2 separate regions of the Homo sapiens genome follow, and region 2 is linked to region 1. Evidence: chromatin loops called from intact Hi-C (ENCODE). Cell type or tissue: endothelial cell of umbilical vein. All regions are shown on one strand. Links, peaks and the distances in the headings refer to the core of each region. The heading gives the core; the rest is flanking DNA.

What was found. Hi-C counts contacts between places; a loop is a spot of excess contacts. Peaks named below come from ENCODE experiments on the same cell type or tissue, not always from the same donor. Only the 100,000 strongest peaks of a DNase experiment are listed, where the experiment ranks them.
Region 2: it touches region 1 in a loop (5-fold over the local background); 4 of 110 quality-filtered maps call a loop at or near these places.

Annotation. Positions count from the first base shown.
Region 1 is chr1:94,037,043-94,042,410 of GRCh38, reverse strand. It overlaps ABCA4 (ATP binding cassette subfamily A member 4), which reads left to right. Exons shown (of 50, transcript NM_000350.3): 23 at 1,009-1,202; 24 at 2,284-2,368; 25 at 5,061-5,266. Among named protein-coding and RNA genes, the nearest start is that of ABCA4, 81 kb to the left of the region's middle. RefSeq lists an enhancer at 4,580-5,368. In endothelial cell of umbilical vein, for the core only: a CTCF peak has its summit at 2,733 (motif pointing left); DNase peaks (open chromatin) are centred at 2,690 and 3,710; H3K27ac peaks cover 3,365 bases.
Region 2 is chr1:94,089,167-94,094,544 of GRCh38, reverse strand. The region is part of intron 6 of ABCA4 (ATP binding cassette subfamily A member 4); the gene reads left to right. Among named protein-coding and RNA genes, the nearest start is that of ABCA4, 29 kb to the left of the region's middle. RefSeq lists an enhancer at 723-1,275. In endothelial cell of umbilical vein, for the core only: no CTCF peak of the experiment used is centred there; DNase peaks (open chromatin) are centred at 2,144 and 2,864; H3K27ac peaks cover 3,480 bases.

The DNA of each region.
Region 1 (5,368 bases), core at 369-5,368:
GTCAGATGACCACTCAGGACCAGTGTGAGGGTGACCTGCTGGGCATTCAGTGCTCCAGAGGGTGGCCACAGATGGAAGTGGCTCCTCTGTCATGGCACCTCTCAGACAAGGGGCTCAGATCAGAAGAGACAGCAAGCAGAGCTGAGTGCCCATAGAGGTAACAGCACGGTTCAACCCCGTGGTCAAGCCAGAGCTTTCCCCCTTGCTCTACTCACACAGCGTTGCCCCGTGCCTTTCTCTGAGGGTTTGTCATCCTGAAATCCTCATTGCTATTTTCTTTCTTTCTTTTCTTTTTTTTTTTTTTTTTTTTTTGAGACAGAATCTCGCTCTGTCGCGCAGGCTGGAGTGCAGTGGCGCAATCTCCACTCACTGCAAGCTCCGCCTCCTGGGTTCGAGCCATTCTCCTGCCTCAGCCTCCTGAGTAGCTGGGACTACAGGTGCCCGCCACCACGCCTAGCTAATTGTTTTTGTATTTTTAGTAGAGACGGGGTTTCACCGTGTTAGCCAGGATGGTCTCGATCTCCCGACCTCAGGTGATCCTCCCGCCTTGTCCTCCCAAAGTGCTGGGATTACAGGCATGAGCCACCGTGCCCGGCCTGCTGTTTTCTGTTAATGACATCTCCAGTTAGTGAGAGTATGCACGTGTGTGTTCTTTATGAAGAGTATAAATCCAGAGCTTAATGATCCAGAAAATGTACATATGAAACTCCCTAGATGCTGACCATAATACATGAGCCCCTAATATAGAGATTTATTTGAATCAGATCCTATGCTGGATACAGAGACACTGTGTGTGGCAATGCTTTACAGTATGTAGGAAGCTATGAAATGTTAGTTATTATTGTCCTAATATGCTGGAATTTGCTGCTGAATTAGTTCCCTTGGGTTTTTTTTTTTAGTTAACTCCTGATTTTTGCAACTATATAGCCAGGAAATTGCTGTACACCCTTTACCAACAATGCCCAACCCAGGGCAGGCCTGGTGATTGCCCTGGCCCCTACCTTGCAGGCAGAACCATCATCATGTCCACTCACCACATGGACGAGGCCGACCTCCTTGGGGACCGCATTGCCATCATTGCCCAGGGAAGGCTCTACTGCTCAGGCACCCCACTCTTCCTGAAGAACTGCTTTGGCACAGGCTTGTACTTAACCTTGGTGCGCAAGATGAAAAACATCCAGAGCCAAAGGAAAGGCAGTGAGGTAGGTGTCTGCCCAGGGAAGGACCCTGGCCTGGGTGAGAAGGAGCACACAGCACGGGGCTGCCACTCCAGACATGGCTACTCACACAGGCTCTCGCCACCAGAATCAGTGTCTTTGTTCTGGGACCATTTGCAGAAGATTTCGATGAACACATTCTGAAGCCTCCTCCTACAGAGATGCTTTAGCCAAAATGAAACAACTAGCTTTAAATGGTCTGCAAGTATTACATGCCAGATTACACACCAGTTTGGTGCGGTTTGGTGCAACATAGAAGTGAGTGTCTTATTCTGTAAGGTTAGGCTGTTTTAAGAGCAATTGGTTGAGCTTCATTTCAACATTAATATTCCCTAATTAAACCTGAATTTCAGTGGTAAGTGAAAACTAAGAAGAGGCCTCCTTGGGTGCTATAACATAAAAATGATGAAGGCAAAAAGTACCAACCAGCAGAGACCACTTCAGCACATCAGGAGACCCAGTTTTATGTCTGTGCTGCGAAGTGAACAAACTGTGTCATCCTAGGCAAATTATTTAATTCCTCCTTTTTTTTAGTATTTTTTTCTTCTTCACATGGAACATGAAGCTAATGACCTCTGCTTCTATTTCTTAGGGATGTGAAGATAAGTGAGATAAAGTATTATAAATGTGCTCTGGGCTTCTTAAGAACAGGCATTGCTCACATTCAAATGGTCATGATTATGATATGGCAGCATTATTTATGCCTCTGGTTTAAGTGTCTGGCTGCCGCTGGGGTTTCCTATGTCCATCCACGGGGAGGGAGGCACAGAATGTCTCCCACAGGCAGAACCTACAGCTGCCACATAATTGATGACAAGCCAAAGGGACCCTTGGAGGTTCTGCTCCTCTCTGTGTGTGACTCACACACTCTCTAGGATAAAATCAAGCGACTACACCCTCAAAATGCTCAGATGAATTAACAGATTAAACAGTGAAGAAAAAAATGTGTTGACTACACTTGGCAGTGAGAAATAAATAAAGCGGGCGGTGACAGCAGCTGGCATCAGGGAGAGGCTGTCATGGAAGGGATGTGCATCTTGTCAGTCATCCCATCCATCTGTTGCAGGGGACCTGCAGCTGCTCGTCTAAGGGTTTCTCCACCACGTGTCCAGCCCACGTCGATGACCTAACTCCAGAACAAGTCCTGGATGGTAAGGACTGGACGGGCCATACTTGGGTTCCGTCTGGCAGCCATCTCCCAGTATTGCTGGGTGTGTCCTGTTGTGATGCATTTTAATGGGAGCAAAGAGAACACTGGGTACTTCTGCAGGTCACACAGTTGTTCTTTTGCTTTGAGCTTCTTTCTCCTCTTCCTTCTTCCTTCATTCCCAAAGGGATTTTAAAAGTCATGCACCTAAAGGCCCTCTCCCTTTAATGAGGAATACACTCTGTGCTCTTACCCTTAGTAAGCCATCATTCCTGGGGTCCCCCTGCCCTGGCTCCAGGCCACATTCCTTAGTGTCTGGGGAGAGCTTCTTCTACATGTGTGCCGTGGCGCCCTCTAGTGGAAGCATGGTGATGCACGGCTCTTCCAGTGAATTCGTGGAGTCAGAGATTGCACATGTGGATGGCAAGTCTGGAAATAGCATACACCCCTGTTATACTCCTGATTCTCCCCTCAGCTTCCCAATTTCCCAGTGATTCTCCCTTTAATTAGGATGCACTGAAGCTCTCAGGGGTGCCCCCATCTCCAAGGAGCTGCAGTGGAGAGGCTATCCCCTCTCTATGTGAGAGAATGTGTGAGAAGCGTATTCCCACACAGGAGCAAAACTAAACTTACGTACTGATGCAGGTTAATGAATGGGGAAAGTATCTGCTTATCAAAGAAAAGGCATATTTTTCTATTTAGCACAAACTTTTTCAAATGTTAAGAATTTACTAACTGAAATCTGGTGAAGCAAGAGAACCGGGCAATATTTGCGTTGTCTGATCATTACAACTGGAGGGAACATGCTCAGAGAGGCATCATCACTGTTCATGCACCTGCCCTCTCTTTACACTGAGAGACCCTGTGATGAACAGAAAACATCTTTTTAGGATGACATCTCTGGGTCTTTCTCCTAGCCTGCCTTGCTGTGGGTACCTATCTCCCTGCTCTCTGAACCTTGGTCAAGAAGTTTATATTTGTTTTAAATTGATACTAATATGTTAAGTTACTGTGATTTGCCAAAATCAGATTGGAAACAGGGCCTGCATGGCTGAATGATTCTTTTTTTTAAATTACTTTATTTCTAAATAAAGGTTTTCTTTGTATAGAATCGGGATGCTGTGAATGGTGGGAAATGCACTAAATAGTTATGCCCCAAATAAGAAAGGGAAAATCATTTGAATCCCCAGTTAGCTCCTTGAAAGTCTTTTCACTTAAACACACCCACATACCACACACACACTCACAGACCTCCCTCCCAGATGCCCAAAGCCCTGCTGACCTACAGAGCTACTTCTGGAAAGGCTGACACATGCCTAAGACACAATTCCTGGGAATCCAGCAGCTTTGGGTTCAATTTCCTTCCTAAAAGAACAATGAATATGACCCCTGGAGAGCTATTAGGGCAGAGCTGCTTCCTTAACGTAAAGGACTCTCCAGCCTCCGTATGAAGTCATCTCAGAGCTAAAGACAATCAAGTCCAACTTGCAGATTTGACATAAAGCAAGACTTCCAATCCGGCTAGGCAGAAGGATTTTGGTTGAAAACCATGAAATCCCTTCATATGGATCATTTTTTAAACAACAAAAAAAGAAAAGAACCTACTGGGTGTCCACAACTCTGAGAGCTGCTTTCTGAAGAGTCATGTTTTGAGTCCTGGAATCCCTCTCCCTTTGACCTGCCTCTCAAGACAATGTGCGAGAGAACTCTCTCTTCAAGTGCATGCAAGTGAGGTTTTCACAGTTAGATTTTTAATTTTAAAGTAATACACATTTGTACATAAAATTCAATTCTGACTGTATACATGTGTCAGATAAACAGTTGATACCTGACACTTGTTCACAGTCTATGATACGCACCGCATATCCTACCCTCTCCCCCAGCCTCTCTCCATGGCTTCTCAACCCCCCCTCTGCATTTCCTGTGACCTGAGGATTCAGTTTTGTTTGTGGAGGCAGGTGCAATCCCAAGAGAAACTGTGCAATCTTCTGAGAAGTTAGAGTAGGCATGTGTGTGTGATTTAGGGAAGGTACTTCTCACTCAGCTTGGTCACCGGTTCCAGGTTTGTGTCTTGGGCAAGTCCCCCATAGCTGGTGACAGACCAGAAAAATGAAAACAACTTTGACTTAGCCCTCAAGTTTTCAGTGAATGAGAATGAAAAACAACCATGAGTAAGAGATTTCTTACCGAGATGATGTAAAGGATAATAATAGCAGCCAGCACTCACCTATGTGCCAGGTATTTCTCTAACTGCTTTGTGTAGTTTGACTCATCCAGTCCTCAAAAACAACAATGAAGTGGATACCAGTATTTTCCCCTTTTCACAGATGAGGAAAGTCTAATGTGACCCACCCAACATAACATAGTTTGAGGGGACAGAGCATTTCGTTGAACAGAGGAGGAACTGGCACAGGAAAGTTGCATGACCCCCCCACCAACCTCCGCCCCCAGGTTGCACAGCTAGCTAGTCGGGAGGACTTTGCTTCCGTTTCCCTCTGCCTCTCAATGATGATCTCAGGGCCAACTAAGCTAAAAGCAGACTTGATGGAGCATCAGTCCTCTGAAAGAGTCACTGCCGAGATACAAAATACCTCTTCTTCAAAGGGGAAGTGGAGAGAAGTAGGAAATCTGGGTAACCTCACAGTCTTCCAGTTTCTGGAAAACAGAGCTGGCATCAGTCTTTTTTCTTGTCCTAGGGGATGTAAATGAGCTGATGGATGTAGTTCTCCACCATGTTCCAGAGGCAAAGCTGGTGGAGTGCATTGGTCAAGAACTTATCTTCCTTCTTCCAAATAAGAACTTCAAGCACAGAGCATATGCCAGCCTTTTCAGAGAGCTGGAGGAGACGCTGGCTGACCTTGGTCTCAGCAGTTTTGGAATTTCTGACACTCCCCTGGAAGAGGTAAAGTAGAGATTCCAGCTGGTTTCTGTCAAGTGCCAGAAGTGGCGGTTCTTTGAAAAAGTCTAACATTAGAGCAAAGTTTTGTAAAAGCAAAAAGCCATC
Region 2 (5,378 bases), core at 252-5,251, 52 kb before region 1:
CCTCGGCATTTGGGCTCACGGTTTTCCTTTGAAAATGCTTCCAGTGTGGCATGATTCAGCTTTCTTTTCTGTCCCCCAACCACTGCTCTGTTGTCATTTTTACTTTTCTGATTGCATTTTATCCGTGTCTCTTTGACTACGGGGTGGCTGGACGTTGAGTTCCAGGAAGAAAAGGGCCCAATCTTGGGGTTCTGACTACATGCGCCCATCAATGTCCTGTTTCATTCTTGGCTCTGGCTCCCTGAATTCCTGAGTCACTGGGGAGAAGCGTGGGTGGACCGCCCCCTACCCAGTGAGAGTTGCCACAGTTGCTGCTCTCCTGGGTCATTGGTTGCAGATTGTTAAACTTCACCTATGCATTTCAACTTTCGGGTGGATATTGCTACGTCAAGTGTCTGGGAAAGCCCCCACAGCTACAGGATTTTACAGTGAGGTCCCACTAATGACTTGATGTCATGACTTCCTCATTCTTTCCAATTTCTCCCACTTCTCCATAAGGGTTTTGGGAAGGGGAGAAGAGAAAGGAGTGATTCCTGAGTGCCAGTACCAGGGAACAGCAGGGCTGTTGGGAGGAAACAAAACTAAATCAGGAAGGTTTTTGTTGTTGTTTTTGGGGGGTTTTATGAAAATATTCAAGCCACAGCAAATATATTTGATTTATAGCATTAGTATTTTTTCTGCCTGCATCTACAAAAATCTTTACCTATTACCATCAAAATATCCTCTGGGTGAATGGATTTCAACAAAGAAGAAATAAAAATGAAATAGAAGAGAGGCCCCTTCGTGCACATTGAGCCTACTGGCTGGATTGTCACTTGCCTGCCTTGATGTCTTTTCAGCTCCAGGCAGGCAGTAGGCCAGGGCTTATTTTCATGACAGATCAGATGTTCTTTTATGGATTTACAAAGAAAGAAATACTGAGAAGTCAAAACTGAAGTCACTTAAGACAAGAGCAGGCCCCTGGGAAGGCTGCCATTGAGGATAATGAGTCCTGGGGTCCTGGCCTTTGTTCAGTAAATACGCACTAGGCGCCTACAATGTGTGCACCAATGTGTGAGGCGTCAGGTTCTCTCCAGGGTCAGTTGGTTTTAAGAAAGGTTTTGGCTTCTGATATGTTTTATCTCTACAGAACAGTAGCTCTTAACCTTTCTTATGGGTTAGGATTACCTTCGAGAATCTGACTACAGCTCTAGACCTGTTCCCTAAAGAAAACTAAGTTCACAGGGACACACAGGATGGGGCTCATGGAGCAGCTGAAGCCAGACCCCAGGTTAATAGCCTTTACATTAAAATGTTTTTCTACCTACCACTAATATGCATTCTTTAGTAAGCGGTCTCAATATACACCGATTCTTCCTTAACTCTGTTTATGAAGTATTCAGCATCCTCCCTGCCCCCTTCAGCATCCTCCCTGCCCCTGAGCACAGGATCCAATGGCGTGAGGACCACAGGCCTGGGCAGCTGCTGGGGCATACAGGCATCTCTTAGTGGCTGAGAGACTGGGCCCTGGCTCTATGTTGGCTCCTAACTTGCTGCCATTTAAAGGAAATCTTAGCCTCCCATCCGTAAAATCGAGAAAATAAGACTTGTCCTACACAGCTCATGAAATAGTAATGAAATTCACATTAGAGAAGAGATGGAAAAACACTTTGAACAAAAAGCATTTTGCTCTTATAAAAGCACAGCCTCTTTTGAGAGGCCCTTTGCTCCCCATTTCTCCTTCTTCAGACCCCCCCAGACTAGGAGAAGGTCTGTCTCATGGAGTGACCTTTTGGCTGCCTCTAGATTCCAAGCTCAGTTTTGCTTTCATTAACCACAGATACTGGGACGGACAGAAAAAGACCTAGTTTCTGTTGAGCCAAAGAGTCTCATAACTTGTCTGTTCACATACCCAAGAGCCCACCCTCTAGTTGAGACACTCAGTTCCCTCTCATTCTGGGAGACTGCATGTCTCTGTGACCTCCTGGTAGAGACCGTTTGACATGTCCCCCAACCCCCCAGTGATTGAGTCTGAATTCTCCACTGATGACGCATTTCCTAGCACTCAGGGTGTCCCCTCCTGGTTGCCCCCTCACCACTGAAGCCCGCTTCCTCCCTTTTCATTTGATGCTTAACAACTGTCAGTTTGCAAGAAACATGCTTCAAATCCACATTCTCCCAGTTGCCTAGCAACAACTTCCCTCCCGGATAAATGTGGGTTTCCTGTAGCTCAGCCCAGGACTGAACACAGCAGCACACACTTCTGTCCACTGCTTCAACTGCTTTTCACCTCTGGTCTGCATGCCTTCAAGACTGCAGCTCATCCCTCCCTTCAGAACCTTCCATAGCCTGCAGAGGCCATGTCTGCCCCAAAAAGACACATTGAACCTGAGGCTACTTATTTACCCTTGTGTTAGGTATATCCTCAACTTAGAAATTAATACTGTTTCCAGATTGTCTTCTTTGAATCACAGAAAGTAAAACAACAAAACATTCAATGCTTAAGACATTTCATGTGCGGTTGGGTGACATCTGTTTGATGAACACATTTGATCCAAAGCATCAGAAATACTATGCCAACAAGACTTTTTAGGAGGTGATAAACATGTCTGTTCTACCTTAAGAAAAAAATATTACACAGTCCCAAGGGAGAGACATGGTTTTGATCCCAGACAACCCAAGCAGAGACCTCTTAGGGCCGGAATCATCTTGGCTGCTGCCTAGGACCTTATATCAATTTCTTAAGCACAGGATCAAGGCCTAAAGGCCCCTTAGACTGACCTCAGTTAGTAGAGGCAGATCCCTTCACAGCCTTATCTTCCTTAGAGGTCTAGTCTGACCTTGAACTTCGGCTGGCAGTGCTGTCAGTTGTGATGTGTGACATGGAAGAGTTATTTGTTACTTGGAAAATTAAGAGAACTTATTTGGCATAGGAAATTGTGTGTGTGTGTGTGTGTGTGTGTGTGTGTGTGTGTGTGTGTGTGTGAGATGATGTTTGCCATTTTGATCTGTGACTTTTTTTTCCAGAAATAGTTTCTCAGTTCCATTCCAACTAAACTTACAGTCTCTTCCGGTTCTTTGACAGAAACAATTCATGTGAATTTGAACAGATAATAGGGAAGGGGGAACCAAAAGAAGAGGAGAGCCCTGGGAAAGTTATTTTATAATTTATGGCAACCTCAGTCAGGCAACTGTGAACAGGTACATATGGAGGGCTCCCTCGGGACTAGGCAGTATTCAGAGATGTAAGGTGTGAGGACCGGACCCTCATCATTTACCATTCCCACTAAAAAGAGCTGGGAAGGAAATTGTAGCTGTAGCACCAGGCACGTAACTGGAGCTTAGTAACTATTTGGTGAAGGAATATTATTAAATTATTAACAAGATGGAAAAAAGGGTATTAACCACACAAAAATACATCTCAAGCTATTGTTTCTCTGTTCCCTTTCCCCCAAATTCCTAGTCTTGCTCTTATCTGGCTGTCTCTCTAGTCACTCTTTCTTGCTGACTCTCTTCACGTTCCTTTCTCCACCTGGAATTCCTGGGCCCTCCCCTTTTACTGACAGACACTGTCCTCACTCTCACAGTCATCAGTTTGTCTCTTTACAAACCTCAGCTCAAGTGTCACTTCCCCGTCCCCAGGTGAAACTGACTGCTCCCTCCCTGTAAGTCACCATGATGACTGCTATATATAGCCCTCATGGAACCTAAAACCTCAACAGACACAGTCTCTTTCCTACTCTGTTATAGTTTATTTACTCATTAATTACCACAACACGTATTATTGAGCACCTACTGTGTACCATGCCCAGAAGATAAAAGACAAACAAAATAAAACCTATTCCTATGCTTAATGAGTTTACAGTCTAGTGGAGAGATAGATACATTAAAAAATAACAGCAAACCAAAATAAAAGTGGTAAATAAATGCACTGAGAAAGACAGGAATAGCTAGGAGGGGCACCTAATCCCTAGGGAAGGAAAGCTGGAAGAGCATGGTGATGGGGGAAGAAGGCTTTCTGGAGAAGGTGAGGTAGTTTGAAATGAGTTGACTCTGGCCAGTAGGGGTAGAGTGAGAATGGGGTGAGACAGGGTGGGTTGGTCATTTTGATCCATTAGTCCTCAAAGTGATAGGACTAGTGGCTAAGGACTGCAGGCTTTACAGAAGCCTACAAAACTATTTGAGATTTGAAGTTTTTTTTTTTTTTTAATTGGCTCCAAAAGAAAATGAAAAAACTTTAGAATTATAATGAATGAATATTAAATGAATATTTAAGGAAGGTAATTTTATTCAACTTCATTGTTAAATTTAGTTAAAACAAGCCCTTGAGTTTCATTCAACACTGTTTTATCATACCGTTGATGAGAGAAAACAAAACTGATTCCTGGCCAGGGCCACTGTCAGCGTGGGGTTTGCACATCTTTCCCATGTCTGCTTGGGTTAGCTCCAGGTACTCCTGTTTCCCCCACATCCCCAAGATGTGCCCATTAGTGGAAACGGTGTGTCTGCATGATTCCAACGTGAGTGAGTGTGGGTGTGGGAGTGAGTGCCCCTGCCATGGGAGGGCATCCTGTCCAGGTTAGATTCCTACCTTGTGCCCTGAGCTGCTGGGATGGAATCCAGCCACCCATGACTCTGAACTGAAATAATTGGGTGAATAATTATCTTACTTTTTAATTAATCTTTGAAAATGTATGTATAGTTCACATGTATTTCAATATTTAATATTAGAAGTATTTTAGTCTTTATTTTGAAGTTTGGTGATTTATTGTAACCAGAAACAAGCTATAGAAACTTAATTTTGGGCCAAGTGCAGTGGCTCACACCTATAATCCCAGCATTTTGGGAGGCCGAGGCAGACGCATCACTTGAGGTCCGGAGTTCAAGATCAGCCTGGCCAACATGGTAAAACCCTGTCTCTACTAAAAAATACAAAAATTAGCCAGATGTGGTGGGCACCTGTAGTCCCAGCTACTTGGGTGGCTGAAGCAGGAGAATCACTTGAACCCGGGAGGCGGAGCAGTGAGCAGAGATCGTGCCACTGCACTCCCACCTAGGCGACAGTGTGACACTCCATCTCAAAAAAAAAAAAAAATAGAAAAGAAAGAAACTTAATTCTGGTTTATATCAATTAGCCTGTGGTAAAATTGGTTTCATTATAGCCATTTCACTTAGTTGAAGTTTCCAATAACCTGTGGATGAATTAAGTGAGGATTTACTATATTCATAAAATCTTAAATTCCAAAGCCTGTTTGCAGTTCAGGTTTTTCCACTTTACAAACACTTCTAAGTATTCACAATGATTGCTTAAAATTCATACCAGATAAATCATTAAATAAGTTGTTCAAAGTCAAATAATTTCATAAGTAAAAATTAGGAGCTTTTAGAAAACTATACCT